Linked DNA regions of Homo sapiens: region 2 is linked to region 1. The links are chromatin contacts, found by Hi-C or POLR2A ChIA-PET in ENCODE. All regions are on one chromosome and are shown on one strand. Each heading gives the region's core, a stretch centred on a gene start or an enhancer-like site at or near the end of the contact. The rest is flanking DNA. Distances are from core to core; before and after follow the strand shown.

Region 1 (6,497 bases), core at 1,507-4,006:
TCAAGAGAACATACATGTTACTCCTTCCAAACTCCGTACTCAGGACAAGTCACTGGTCGACAACACTTCTGTTTTATGTGTCTTTGTCTCAGATGCCACTTTCCTTGTATAACCCAGTAGCTCACACCCTGGCATGGACACTAATCTCAGTGTACTGAAAAGCTTTTTTAAGTGCCAAGTCTAGGAATTTATTTCCAGAGATTCTGAATCAGGGAGGCTATTGGAGAACCCAGACTGTCTGCATTTCTAATGGGCATCCCACATGATCCTGACACAGGTGCCACTGGGACTGCTTTTCCAAAATTGCTGACATAGACTTGTGTCTTGGGCCCATCCTCAGGGAAGGAGGATGCCAGCTATGAGGGATTTGTGTTAGGACTGTAGAATGACCTCATGGCAGTCAGGAGTCAGGGCACCCAACAGACAGGAGGGCTAGGTACATCAAACAGGAGAGCTCTGACTTCTAAGAAGCTGATCAAAGTAACGCAGACCCCAAGTTCTTGAAGGACTAAAATCCTGGGAGGGCCATTTGTAAACACTTTTATAATATATCACCTCTTCTTCTCATGTCAGAGCCAGGTATAATGACCATAACAGATGAAGGCATTGACGCAGGAGAAACAACAGGAGGCAGATTACTAGACTGGAGACTCAAGATTCTAACAGTATTACATCAAGTCTAATAAAATTATTCTGATGAAGAGGACCAACCTCAAAGTCAGAGATGTCCCTGAGCCCCAGGTCAAAAGAGGTTTCTTCTGTGTCTAGTGGACAGAGGAAAGACCTGAGGAGGACATAATATTAGTTTCCTCTCCATTCCATGGGAATTTTAACCCATTTTGTTTGCAAAGGGATAACTTCATTTATGACCTCCTGAGATTGTTATTAAGCTCTAATATCTTAATGATTGCAAATGTTCACCTGGTGGTAGGAAGTGCCAGAAAAAAAAGAAAATGGATCAGTCATGCTGAGAGGTAAAGGCCTTTGAGTAAAACTTCCCTTCCTTGAAAACAAAAACAAAAACAAAAACAAAAAACAGTAAGATCCTGTCTTTCTTCTGTTCCAAAGACATGAAACCTATGTTGGTCAAGCAGCTATTCCAAGTTCCCAAATCCACACACTGTTTCTTGCTCTTGAACATGAGCCAACACTATCAAGGGAGCACGTCTGAAGCTCCTTGTGCATGCTCACCTTCTGTTGGTATACACACTGACTTCACTCACCCTTCGGACACTGCCAAGCATTGTGTAAGGAAGACCAAGGCCTTTGTTTTTAGACCTGGGATAGAATGGTTTAGCAATTTTGTGATGGTTCCTAAAACCAATTTTTCAATTGCTTTGAAAAGTCAATGCTACTATCTAGGACAAAAATTACAAAATGTATCTTCATTAGCAGTTGATGGAACGCTCTTCAGCTTTTTCTGTTGATGTTTAATGTGAAGTGTGCCTGCAGAATCAGCAAGGATCCTTTTAAAGAGAGAACAAAGAATGATGCTCACAGTACTTGAGCAAGTTTGAGTAGCTGCTCATGAACTTCTGTTTATCCATTTATTTTACCAAGAAATTATATTTTACATATCTCTTAGACTATGGGAACAGTTTTTATTTTAAACTGAAGTTTCCAGGCCCGGCGCGGTGGCTCACGCCTGTAATCCCAGCACTTTGGGAGGCCACCACGAGGTCAGGAGATCGAGACCATCCTGGCTAACACGGTGAAACCCCGTCTCTACTAAAAATACAAAAAATTAGCCGGGCGTGGTGGTGGGCACTAGGTGGTAGTCCCAGCTAGTCAGGAGGCTGAGGCAGGAGAATGGTGTGAACCTGGGAGGGAGCTAGCAAGTGACCCAAGATCGCTCCACTGCACTCTAGCCTGGGTGACAGAGCGAGAATCCGTCTAAAAAAAAAAAAAAAAAAAAAAGAACTGAAGTTTCCAAAGCTCCATGCACAACTTTGGAATCACTTCAATTAGCTTTCATTAAATTACAGCGTCAACTTTGGTCTCTTCTTTGTCTCTGCCAAGAAATGGTTATTTCTGGGATTTGATTCACTTTCTTTATGAAGGGGCCTTTCTCTAAAAATGAGGGCCAAAGGCCTAGAGCATTGGGAACATATCAACTATATTTAATTGCAATACTGTTACTGTTATAGCATGGTGATCGAATTTTAAAAAGCAGAGTTATTCATAATGTAAAACTTTCAGCACAGTTTAAATATTTCAGTAAGTGAATTCCTGTTTGTGTCATTATAAGGTTGTATTTTCTCTTTTTGATCTTCTAAATAGAGATAAAGGCATTGTGACCCAGAAAGAACAAGAAATTTGACTTCAAACTGTAGAGTTGCATTTATAATGCTTTTTCTTCTAGTCTTTGGATAAACCTACTCACATCATTGATTCTTGGAGGACATAACAGCTCTGAATATTTTTCACTGCTCCATGGCCGAACTTGGTCCCAATTTCAGCTATAAAAAGCTGACAGCAAGCACTATTTGTATGTGATTAACTAGTAATTTTAGCAATGCTGCTTTTCGTTACTATTCAAGGTGCTGTAATTAATACCATTCCAGTATATCAGTTTTAACTCATATTTCCCTCCAAGAAAAAACTTGGCAGCCAAGGTAAGGGCATAAAAATAAGCAAAGGGATAGGTTATTTTTAGAATACCAAGGAGTTTGTGAAGTACATTCCAAAACGATTATGTAAAATACACGGCAGCAGTCATGACCACCAGATCCTGTGCTCGGGAGATGTATCCTGAGTGCTTGAACTCAGAGGCCACAGCCAGTGAAAATAACCCAGGACAACAGAGCAAAGGCTGAACTTATCTCCCAGGGACACAATCTTCACAGATAAGCATGGAGGAGCTCCCTGAAAGGCCATGATTACCAGTAAATGCGGCCTGTGTAGTAAGCAGGAGCATGCCAATTAAGTAATAAGTAATTTACTGTGTCATTTATATTGTGTTAGATGGAGGAATTGGAGCATGGAGAGGTAGAATGAATTACTAAAGGATATACAGGGAGAGAAGTGGTAGGATGGGATGGACAACCCTAAAAGGATCCTTGGCACATGGTAGGCACTGGGAGACTCGAATTGAATGATCAGATGGAAATGAATTGGGAAAGGTCTGGAAAGACTTGCTCGGCTTGGATGCTTTCTGGAATCCAGCAAGAGGCCACCCTTAATGAATCGGTCGGGGGTAAGGGTAGGTTCTAAGGACAGCTCAGGGTCCAGTGGAGTCCAGATGCTATTTAGAGGGACCCCAAATCCAGGCACAATACAAAATCCATACCACCTTCAAGGTAAGTATCCCCTTGGGTTCTTGCCAACATCGATTTCTAGTCCTTTAAATATGAAAAAACTAAAACCAAGCTTAGGAATGAAGCAGAAAGAGAGAGAGAAGGAGAGAGAGAAAGAAAGAAAGAGAGGGAATTATCCATCTGGCCCTTAGCCTCACTCTAGCCAGCTACATGAGGTATTGCTGTATACCTGGCTGTCATTCTCAAGTAACCTATATGTCCTAAATATGGCATATGCTAAAATGGAGAAAAAATAAGAAAGCAAGGCATTTTAATTTATTAAACCTAAGTCCTCTTTTCTTCTTGAAAATGTCTTTAATAAACATTTTTTAATAAAAATTGAGATTTTAAAATCCTTTAAGCACTCTTAAGATGTAGACATTTCTTTCTATCCATGGCAAAATATGGCTCACCTACAGAACAGCTCAGCTTCATGTTTCTCTCGGCCAGATGGATTTTATGAAGCATCTGTGGGTAATTCTGTTAGTAGATATCCACCCCTCCATCTGGATAAAGCTTCATTATTACCAAATCTAGTTACACAATGATATAGAGACAAGGAGGAAAGGCGGGAAAAAGGGATATTTTATATCAAACATTTTGAATTTCATTCTTTTTTCAGCAATGATATGTTTAGGTGAGCAAATAAAACTAGATTAAAACCAGGTGGCCAAAGTGAAAAAGATTCTTGAAACTAAACATGAAATTATTTCTTCTTTCAAAGAATAAGATGTTATCTTTGAAGTGCATGAAGCATTTGGCTAAAATTTTCACATCTTACATGTCTGTCCAGATTTCATACCGCCCTTTACTGAAAAGCAGGCTAGAAGGTATTTATTTTAAATATGAGCATAAGTTTTATCTTCTTGTTATTTTTTCTAAATCAAGTATAAGTCCCTAAACTTCTAAATCATGTCTATCCATGTAAAAAGTTTTCTTTACATGCACACACACACACACACACACACACACACACATCATTTATTACATTTAATCAACCTTGGTAGCATTGACATTTGGGGCTGGATAATTCTCTGTTATGTGGGCTGTCCCAGGCATCATAGTATGTCTGTCAGCACCCCTGATGTCTACCCACTAGATACCAGTAGCTCCCTCCAGTTATGACAACCAAAAATGTCTCCAAACATTGCTAAATGCCCACGGTTAGCAAAATCGACCTTAGTGAAGAGCCCTTGCTCTAAATCAATGTCCCTAATAAGAGATCCTTTGGATTTGAGAATTAAAATAATACTAAGTTCCCCAACTGACTGAGCAAATGCCCTAGGGACCAAGGGGAACCCAGAGAAACCTTGAAGACGGAGTTCCTGGCCATGACGGGAGGAGAGGTTAGATACGCCTCCTTACACCCCATCCCTTCTGTGGTTTAGACAAAACTGACCAGCATTAATGTTAAAATAGAGATCATAAGACTAGCGGAATAAACTCTTTTGTGGCAATAATATATCAAACTATACACAAGACCCAAGGCCATGCCAGGCAAGGGTTAAGTCACGCACCCCTACACTTAGAGAATAAACTATGTTCTAACTGCACAAGGTTTCTTTTCTCTAGCAGCTAAACAAGAATCTGTTCTGCATGAAGCTCCTGCCCCAACCCCTCCTCCTTCAAAGTGCCTTCCTTCTGGGCTCTGCCAGAGGCTACAATTCTCAGCCTCTCCGAATGGTGACCTTGCAGGCTGCAGCCCTTTATAAGAAGTGAAATCACCTATCCTAATGTATGAAGACGGTGGTTTTTCAGTTGACAGATTGAAGCTCTCATTCCGCTCTGGGGAAAGCTGAAGGCCACAGCCTGTGTCCCGTGTCCTCAGCTAGTGGCAGAAGCCTCTATCCATTATTGGGCTTTCTGGTTCATGAACTCATCAACTGTATTATTACCGTAACAATTCAGGACCTGGTTCCTCACCTGTTTCCCCTCCCTCCCCATTCTCAAAAATAAAACTCCAAAAGTCAGTATTTTATGAGAAGAAATTAAAAATCAATAAAGTAGCCATACTTGAATTGATGTGATAAGCAGTGTCATTCACAAAGTGCCCTCTACGATGACTCGGGCACAGTGTGGGGGCCTCACATTTATTTATATATGGTGTCTTTAATCCCCACAGCTCTGCCTTGCGTGTTGTATTGTCCCCAAATGGTAAAGAGAGAAACTGAGGTTCAGAAAGGGGAATAACTGACTCCAAACAGCACAGATCACAATGGTCTAAGCCAGAATTTGAAGTCACTCTCAGGTGTCAAAGCCCCTGCCTTTTGCTGAGCATCATATCATGGCCATTGAGCTCCATGACTTTCTCCAAGCCCTCAGTCATGGTCGCTGGAGGTTTATAGGAAACACAGGTACTTCAGCATGGCCCTCAGCTTTAAACTCAACTTGAGAGCTTAAATCGATCCTATTTTCTGTGCTTTAATTTCTGTGTTCTCCTTTTGGCTTATACTTCTATTTTCTCTGAAAAGGCTGATTTGGTTTAGGAAATACTCTTTTCCCATTCATCTGTCCTCCTTGAAAGATTTTTAAATGCTAAATAGTGGACATGTGGAATTCCTTAAGAGTCTTCTGCAGGTATCTCTGGAACACCCAGTGGCATGAGCTCCCCACCTCGCTCTCCAGTAAAAAGGTAAATGAGCCCAGTTCCACATGCCCAGCCTTTGAAGCTGGAACTCAGGGTCAATGGGAAGGTTCAGGGAAAGGTAAGGCTTTCTTATAAGCATTCAGTCTGTGTCCCTGCAGCCTCTGTCTTATCCCGTTTTTCCGGCAGCTAAGAAAAAAGAAAAGAAAACCCACTTTGCTGTTGTTTCCTAGCTCTCTCTCAAGAGGAACGATGCCAGGCAGTTCCAAGCACTCTATCTGGTGAAAAATAAACACCCACATAGAAGCATATGCTGTGCATGCCTGCGATGGCTGCAGGCTTTTGTCTTAACAGTGTCTGTACACTGACAGAGAGCAGGACAAAGCAGTGTGGGTTCCCAGATGACTTTCTCAAAGTCCTTGGACAATCACTGTTTTGCTTATGCCCTCCCTTGGATGGTAGGAAGGATCTGCTAATTCCTGCAGTGTTAGACAGGGGCGTGTCAACCTCTCACCATTACAGTGGTCCTCAAAGTATATTTCAAGGTGTTCTTTCTCATGCTCTCTTCTCTCTCTCTCTCTCTGTCTCACACACATACACACACACACACACACACA
Region 2 (7,003 bases), core at 3,938-6,437, 910 kb before region 1:
AGGTTGGGAGCTTCAGCCCAAGGACCGTGATGCAGCTGATGCCCCCTGAGAACATCCCTGTCTATTTGTGCAGCACCAGTCATGGAGGAAGTTTGGCAGCCAGGTAGGTTTCACCTCTTCAATTTGTTGCCATCATGGACTGTCTAGGCCAAGGCACGGTTCCCAGGGAAACCCAGCTTCTGAAGACTTCTGGAGGGAAGCCCTTGGAAATGAGTTTGCAATGTCAATTGCTCTTCGGAGCATTTCTGAGCTGTGCTGCAGAAAGGCCATTCTTTTTCATCTTTGCCAAGAACGCCACAAGCTCTTTTGGAAAAACAGTTTCTGAAGGGCTCATCTTGGCCAAAGCCCTAGTGTCTAGACAGCCAGCTTGCCAAGACCCAGAGCCTGCAGCGAATGAGAGGAAGATGGCAGATGCAGGTTGGAAGGCTTAGGGAGCTGGTCTAGGTGCTGACTCACTCCCCAAACTCCCCAGGCAGGGAAAACAATAATCTAAGTAAGTACTAAGAAAATAAGATTGAAGTAACGAAATCAAGAACATTAGCCTTTACAGTTAATGAGAGTGAAGCAGTTTCTACCATTAAAGGTACCATTAGAGGACAGATTATGTGATTGAGTTAAAAAACAAAACCCAAGAAATGCACTTAGAATGATAAAGTTTTGACCAGGCATGGTGGCCCATGCTGTGCACTTTGGGATGCCAAGGTAGGAGGATCGCTTGAGCTCAGGAGTTTAAGGCCAGCTTGGGCAACATGGTAAAATCCCTTCTCTACAAAAAAATACAAAAATTAACTGGTTGTGGTGGCATGCACCTGTGATTCCAGGTGGTAGGATTGCTTGAGCCCAGGAGTTTGAGGCTGTGGTGGGCTGTGATCACATCACCACACTCCCACATGGGTGATACAGTGAGATCCTGTCAAAAAAAAAAAAATGAGGAAGTTTTGAGATAAAAAGATGAGCAAAAAGATACTAGGGAATTCCAGCTGAAAGGAATCAGAAGTGATAACATTCATAACCAATGGATAATCCAAAATATCAAATTTAAGGTTAAAAGTGCTACACATGCAAAGATAAACACTAAATGTTACATAAAGATAAAAGGTTTAGTTCATGAAATGATATAATAATGTATTTGCATGTACTGAACAGTAGAGCAGAAATACATAAAGCAAACATGCTTAAAGATGCAGAAAGAACCTGATGAAAAAATACAATGGAGAGGGAGGAATTTCCATTTACCTTTCTCAGAATTACATCTAATTAATACCAAAAATAAGCAGGATACTAAGGATTTGAAGAACGCAATTAGTAAACTTGATGTATTAAGTAAAAAAGAGCCACAGATCTGCTGAAAGGCAATGTACATTTTCTCCCCCTAGGTCGAAGGAACACTTATAAAAACAGTGTTTTGCCAGAAAGAAGATTGTAATACATTCCAAAAATTAAAGCGTACAGGCTGCAGTCTCTGATCATAAACCGGTGAAGCTGGAAATAGGTAGTGATAAATAACTTAAGATAGTTGGATATAAGAAACACATTTCTTGATACCACTTAGGTCAAAAAAGAATTAAAAGGAAAATTACTATGTAGAAACCATAAAAAGAGAAAAATTCTTGCTAAAATCAGTGAGTCAGAGAGAATAACACTTTCAGGAAATGTGTCATCTCTAATGCCTTCATGATTAAAGAAGAAAGAGGAAAAATAAGAATACTTAGAATTCTTTTCACAAATTTTGCAAAATAACAATGCAAACCTTAAGAAATTAAAAGAGAGAGGATTAATACAAAACTTTTCTTTTTTTTTTTTTGAGACGGAGTCTTGCTCCGTCACCCAGGCTAGAGTGCAGTAGCACGATCTTGGCTCACTGCAAGCTCCGCCTCACGGGTTCACACCATTCTCCTGCCTCAGCCTCCCGAGTAGCTGGGACTACAGGTGCCCGCCACCAAGCCCGGCTAATTTTTGTATTTTTAGTAGAGACGGGGTTTCATCGTGTTAGCCAGGATGGTCTGGATCTCCTGACCTCATGATCCGACCGCCTCGGCCTCCCAAAATGCTGGGATTACAGGCGTGAGCCACCGCGTCTGGCCAGATTAATATAAAACTTAAATGAATGAAATGGAGAATGAGAAAGACAATTCCGAAAGCTGTGTGGGGCTTTTTTCAGTACAGCCCAATCTCTTCCATGGAAATTTGTATATTCATGTTTTCCATGTCTGATGTTCTGTGTGGGGCAATGTGGCCCGGCTGCCCCTAGGAGATCTGGCGTTCCTGGGTTCCTCTCCCACCCCCTGGATCTGAAAAGGAGCCAAGCTCTCCCCAAGTGTCTTAGGACGAGCCAGGTGAGGGGCCCTGGTCCCACCCTGGAAGCGGGAAACACATCTGGTACCTGTTGGGCATCTGTAACTGAAGCAGAACTTGTGGGCGCCCAAGTTTCTAGCGGAGGAGCGCTCCTGGGGAAGCTGGATAGTCTGATTCATTCACAGCACTGAGCTTCCCAGCCAGAGAGGTGGACAGGCGCTGGGCTGGGCCGGGGTGGGTCTTGCCCAGCTGCAAGGAGTGTCTGCAGATCTAAGTGTGCAACTCTGCTCTGCTCACTGGTGTGGGAGGCGGACATGCCGTCTCCTCCTTCAGCCTTAAAGAGACCCCAGTCCTTCCTCGTGAGCTGTGTGAGGCCACGTGTCCCTGTGGGGACCCTTCCAGCAGGCCTGATCTCCTTACCTCCCTCTCTCAATCCTTCTTGGAATTCTTATTTTTACACGTGCACACAGGTTTGTATGATTCTATACTGATTTATAAACGTGATCACATTATACTTATTGCTGTGTGTGTGTGTGTGTGTGTGTACACAAAATCTCCCTTTCACACTTTGGGAGGCCAGGAGTTCAAGACTAGCCTGACCAACATGGCAAAACCTCATCTCCACTAAAAATACAAACAATTAGCCAGGCGTGGTGGCGCATGCCTGTAATCCAACATACTGGGGAGGCCGAGGCATGAGAATCACTGGAATCTGGGAGGCAGAGGTTGCAGCGAGCTGAGATTGTGCCACTGAACTCCATGCTGAGTGACAGAGGGAGACCTTCTCGAAAAAAAACAAAAAATCTCCCTTTCAGCTTGGCTTCTCTCCCCTTCTCCCTCCCCAATGCCAACCGGCCTCCACGTGCAACCAACATTCATAAGATCCCTCCCTCTCTCCCTCCCTCTGTTTCCTTCATTCCCTCCCTTACTGACTTCCTGCCTCCCTTCTTATCTCCTTTCTGCTCTCATCCTTTTCTTTTCCCTCCCCGTCTCCCACCCTCGACCCTCGCAGGATGACAGCATCACTCAGCCCAAAGGTGCTGGAGGGTTTGAGTCTCGGGAAGATGAGTGCCTTCTCTGCATTTTTGGCAAGTCCTCTGGGATGACACTTTTCTTAATGTTTATTTACGAACTGTCATTTACTGGCGGGGGAGCAGTGGAGAGCTGTGCGGGTATTCAGGGCCCGTGGCTGCTCGGGACTGGCCGTGTCACTCTGCCCAGTTCCCCGCTGTCCCCATGCCATGGTGGCACAGGGCTCTGTGCACAGGAGATGGCGGCTAAATATTGAATACGTTTATTGACTTCTCTCCCTTGCCAGACCAGAGCAGCTATTTGGGAATTGCGTTCATTTTTCTGGATAGAAAATGTAGAAACATTGCAACTGGGGAGTTAGGGGAGCGCGAGAGCCCGTCCAGCCTGTGGCCTCTGACCCTGACTGCACACCAGGGAGTCTTTACATGCTGATGCCCAGGCCCACGGAGCAGGGTTCTCTGGGACAGGGAATGCTCATAAGTTCCCCGGGTGGTGACACTGATCAGAGGTCATGAAAACCGCTGATGCCCAAAGACCAATGATGATACCCAGAGAAACCTGCTCCACATTGGCATCCCAGAGGGTCAACTCTGCCCTGTGCAGCCCTGGACACAGGTCTGGAGTCTCATGTGCACTACTCTCCCCGGACATCAAGGTGAGTGTGTCAGACAAAAGAGGTGTCTTCAGCCTTGGCTTCCTTTTAGCTGACTGCAGAATGCCTGTTTTTAACCAACGATGAAATGAAAACGCATTGTGGGGCCAGAGCTGAAAGATGGCCCAGAGTTCTGAACGTGCAATTGGATGATGTTGGCTGGGATCAGAATAAAGGCCAGGGATGGCTTTCTGAGCCTTTTTTATTTTTCATGCTTTCACTGATTTTGCAAACAGGGAGGCAGATGGCAGAGACCAGCAGAGAGGAGGCTCGTGGCAAAGGGTCCCACCTGGCTTTGAACCTGGCTACACTGCCTGCTTGCTGTGTGATTCAGTCGCGTTTCAATCCCCTCTGTGCCTCAGTTTCCTTATTTGTAAAAGGAGACTAAGGTGAGTACTACAGAGGGTCACTGCCCATGTTGAATAAGTTAATCTGTGTGAAGTCATGAGCAGTAGGACTGTGGCATGCCCTTGTGACCATGCGCCGTGGCCCAAGCCACTCCTCTGCTCCCCATAAGCTCTTTCTGCTTCACTTCTGGAATATTCCTGCCAAGAAGTCATATCCCTTCAGCTGTCGGTGCTGAAGGTCTCCAGATGGCAGAGTGCGAGTGGCTTCCTTCATAGAATCACTTATTTGACACCTGCTATATGCAGGTGCGAGAGGTGCTGTGGATATGATGGTTATGGGACACAGATGAGGCCGGGCTCCTGTGGAGGGGCTTCCCTTCAGCATGGGGGCGGGGGCGGGGGGAAGTAGGTGAACACACAAGAGAAAGATCACATCATGCCAGACACCGTGCAGAGCCCGGGGAGTCAGCCAGACAGCGGCCGTTTCAGCCAGGCTGTTCAGAAGCCTCTCGGAGGAGGTGACCCTGATGCCCAGAAGCACAGTAGATCCGCAAGGCCGGGAAGGACGGCCCTCCAGGCAGAGGGCACAGCCTGGGCAAAGGCGTGGAGAAGGGACACAATTTGTGTATTTAGGGGACTCACAAGGAGGTGAGTTGGCTGGTACAGAGGAGGCCAGTGGGGCTTGGGCAAGATGTGCCAGCTGGTTGGATCATGGAGACTTCCTGGGCTGGCGGGGGAGACCAGCACAGTGTTCTGAGCATCCTGCCAGGGAATAGGCAGTGAGCCGAGGCTACCAGCTGTTCAGCCTTGGATGAATCACCTGCTGTGTAACCTGGGCCAAGCCTGTGGTCATGTTGGGTCTCAGTCCTCACCATGCTATGCGAGGGTGAAATTGGGACCACAGGCCCCTCCCACACCCATACGCCATACTTCCCATATAGGCACGTCTCCCAGATCATCACCGGCTTGCCTCACTAGCTGCTGAGCTGCTCCAACTGTAACATGTAGCTCATTGCAGTGGAATGCAACACAATAAATGTCCACTGCAGACGTTACTATATTACTATATCCACTTTCTGTCACCCTGACATGGGAAAAGTATCCACAGGACACCATCATTACCTCCCAGGGGGCTACCATGATATTCAGGAGAACAAAAACTATCTTGGCACTGTGACCTATTTGTGCAATACTATTTAAGGACATGTAATAAAAAGCCCAACGGTGCAGTAGGAGCTTAGAGGGGAGGGGTCATTGATGGAGTAGTTTTGTGACTCCTCATGGATGTGGAATGGTGTGCACTGGAACGATGAGGGGAGCGGCCCTTGATAGGTGAGGAGAGCAGACTCATCGAAGGGAGCCAGTTAGGGCCTGGGCCCAGAGAAAAGCCAAAGAAGCAGCCCAAAGAACGCACGCTGCAGTGGCCAGAAACCCCAGCTCCGTGGAGAGTAAGGATGGTGGCCACTTTTGGCGAGTGGGTGTTGAGAAGACATGAGAGGCTGCTGAGAGGCTGGGAATTTCTTGCCCTGGGGCATGACATGGGGACCTCAGGCATGGGCTAGAGGCAGAGTCTCATGCTGGGAGGAGGTGAGCTGGGAGGGGAATGTTTGCTGTGACTGTGGCTGAGTCTTAGCCTGGATGATGGAGGCTCATGGGTAGCAGCAGTCGCTCTACCCTGAATATTGTTCAAGGGTTGTGCAAATGTTGGTGTGGGGCTGGTGGGACAGCAGCTCTGCTGCTGGTGTGGACTGCAGGGGAAATCCAGAACAGCAGTCATGAGGTTGGAGGGCCTGGGCTTAGATAGTGGCATCAGGAATGAGTATTTGGTATACTTAAAAGTCATTTCACACTTTGGGAGGCCAAGGTGGGTGGATGACTTGGGATCGGGAGTCCAAGACCAGCCTGGCCAACATGGTGAAATCCCATCTCTACTAAAAATACAAAAATTATCCGGGTGTGGTGGTGGGCACCTGTAATCCCAGTTACTTGGGAGGCTGAGGCAGGAAAATCGCTTGAACCTGGGAGGTGAAGGTTGCAGTGAGCCGAGATGGTGCCACTGTACTCCAGCCTGGGCAACAACAGTGAAACTCCATCTCGAAAAAAAAAAAAAAAGTCATTTCATGGAGAAATCGGACTTCATACACTGCTGGTAGGAATGTAGGATGGTGAAGCCATTTCAGAAAACCATCTGGTAGCTCCTTCAAGGATTCAACACAGTTACCATATGGCCCAGCAGTTCCCCTCCTAGGTATATGCCCAAGAGAAATGAAAATATATGTTTGCACAAAAACTTGCACATATGACAAGTTACAGCAGCATTATTCATAATAGCTAAAGGGTGGAAGGAATGCAAGTGTCTATCACCTGATGAGTGTATAAACAGAATGTGGTCTACCTATACAGTGGCATAGTATTTGGCCTTGAAAAATGAAATACTGATACGAGCTACAATATGGACAAACCTGGAAAACATTATGCTAAGTGAAAGAAGCCAGTCATAAAATGACAAATATTGTGTGATTCCATTTATATGACGTGTCCAGAAGAGTAAAATCTATAGATCCAAAAGTAGATTAGTGGTTGCTTAGGAGTCTGGGGGTGGCTGAGGGGCGGGGGGCATGGCTAAAGATAAAGAATTTCTTTCCTGAGGTGATGAAATGTTCTAAAAATGATTGTG

What was found. A loop is a pair of places that touch in the nucleus more often than their neighbours do. ChIA-PET counts read pairs that join two places held with the same protein, here RNA polymerase II (POLR2A). Pooled maps may share reads with other maps.
Region 2: a map of aorta shows a loop between it and region 1 (2.8-fold over the local background). The contact joins two enhancer-like sites. A Hi-C loop is called at or near these places in 1 of 168 maps with a recorded cell type or tissue (aorta) and 1 of 50 pooled maps. POLR2A ChIA-PET finds 5 or more read pairs at or near these places in 1 of 52 experiments (H1).

What each region holds. Positions count from the first base shown.
Region 1 is chr5:5,634,695-5,641,191 of GRCh38, reverse strand. No RefSeq gene overlaps it. Among named protein-coding and RNA genes, the nearest start is that of ICE1, 220 kb to the right of the region's middle. Within about 2 kb of position 2,756, at least 2 of the 41 ENCODE cell types and tissues checked have a DNase peak (open chromatin) inside an H3K27ac peak, as active enhancers do.
Region 2 is chr5:6,549,660-6,556,662 of GRCh38, reverse strand. No RefSeq gene overlaps it. Among named protein-coding and RNA genes, the nearest start is that of LINC01018, 29 kb to the left of the region's middle. Within about 2 kb of position 5,187, at least 2 of the 41 ENCODE cell types and tissues checked have a DNase peak (open chromatin) inside an H3K27ac peak, as active enhancers do.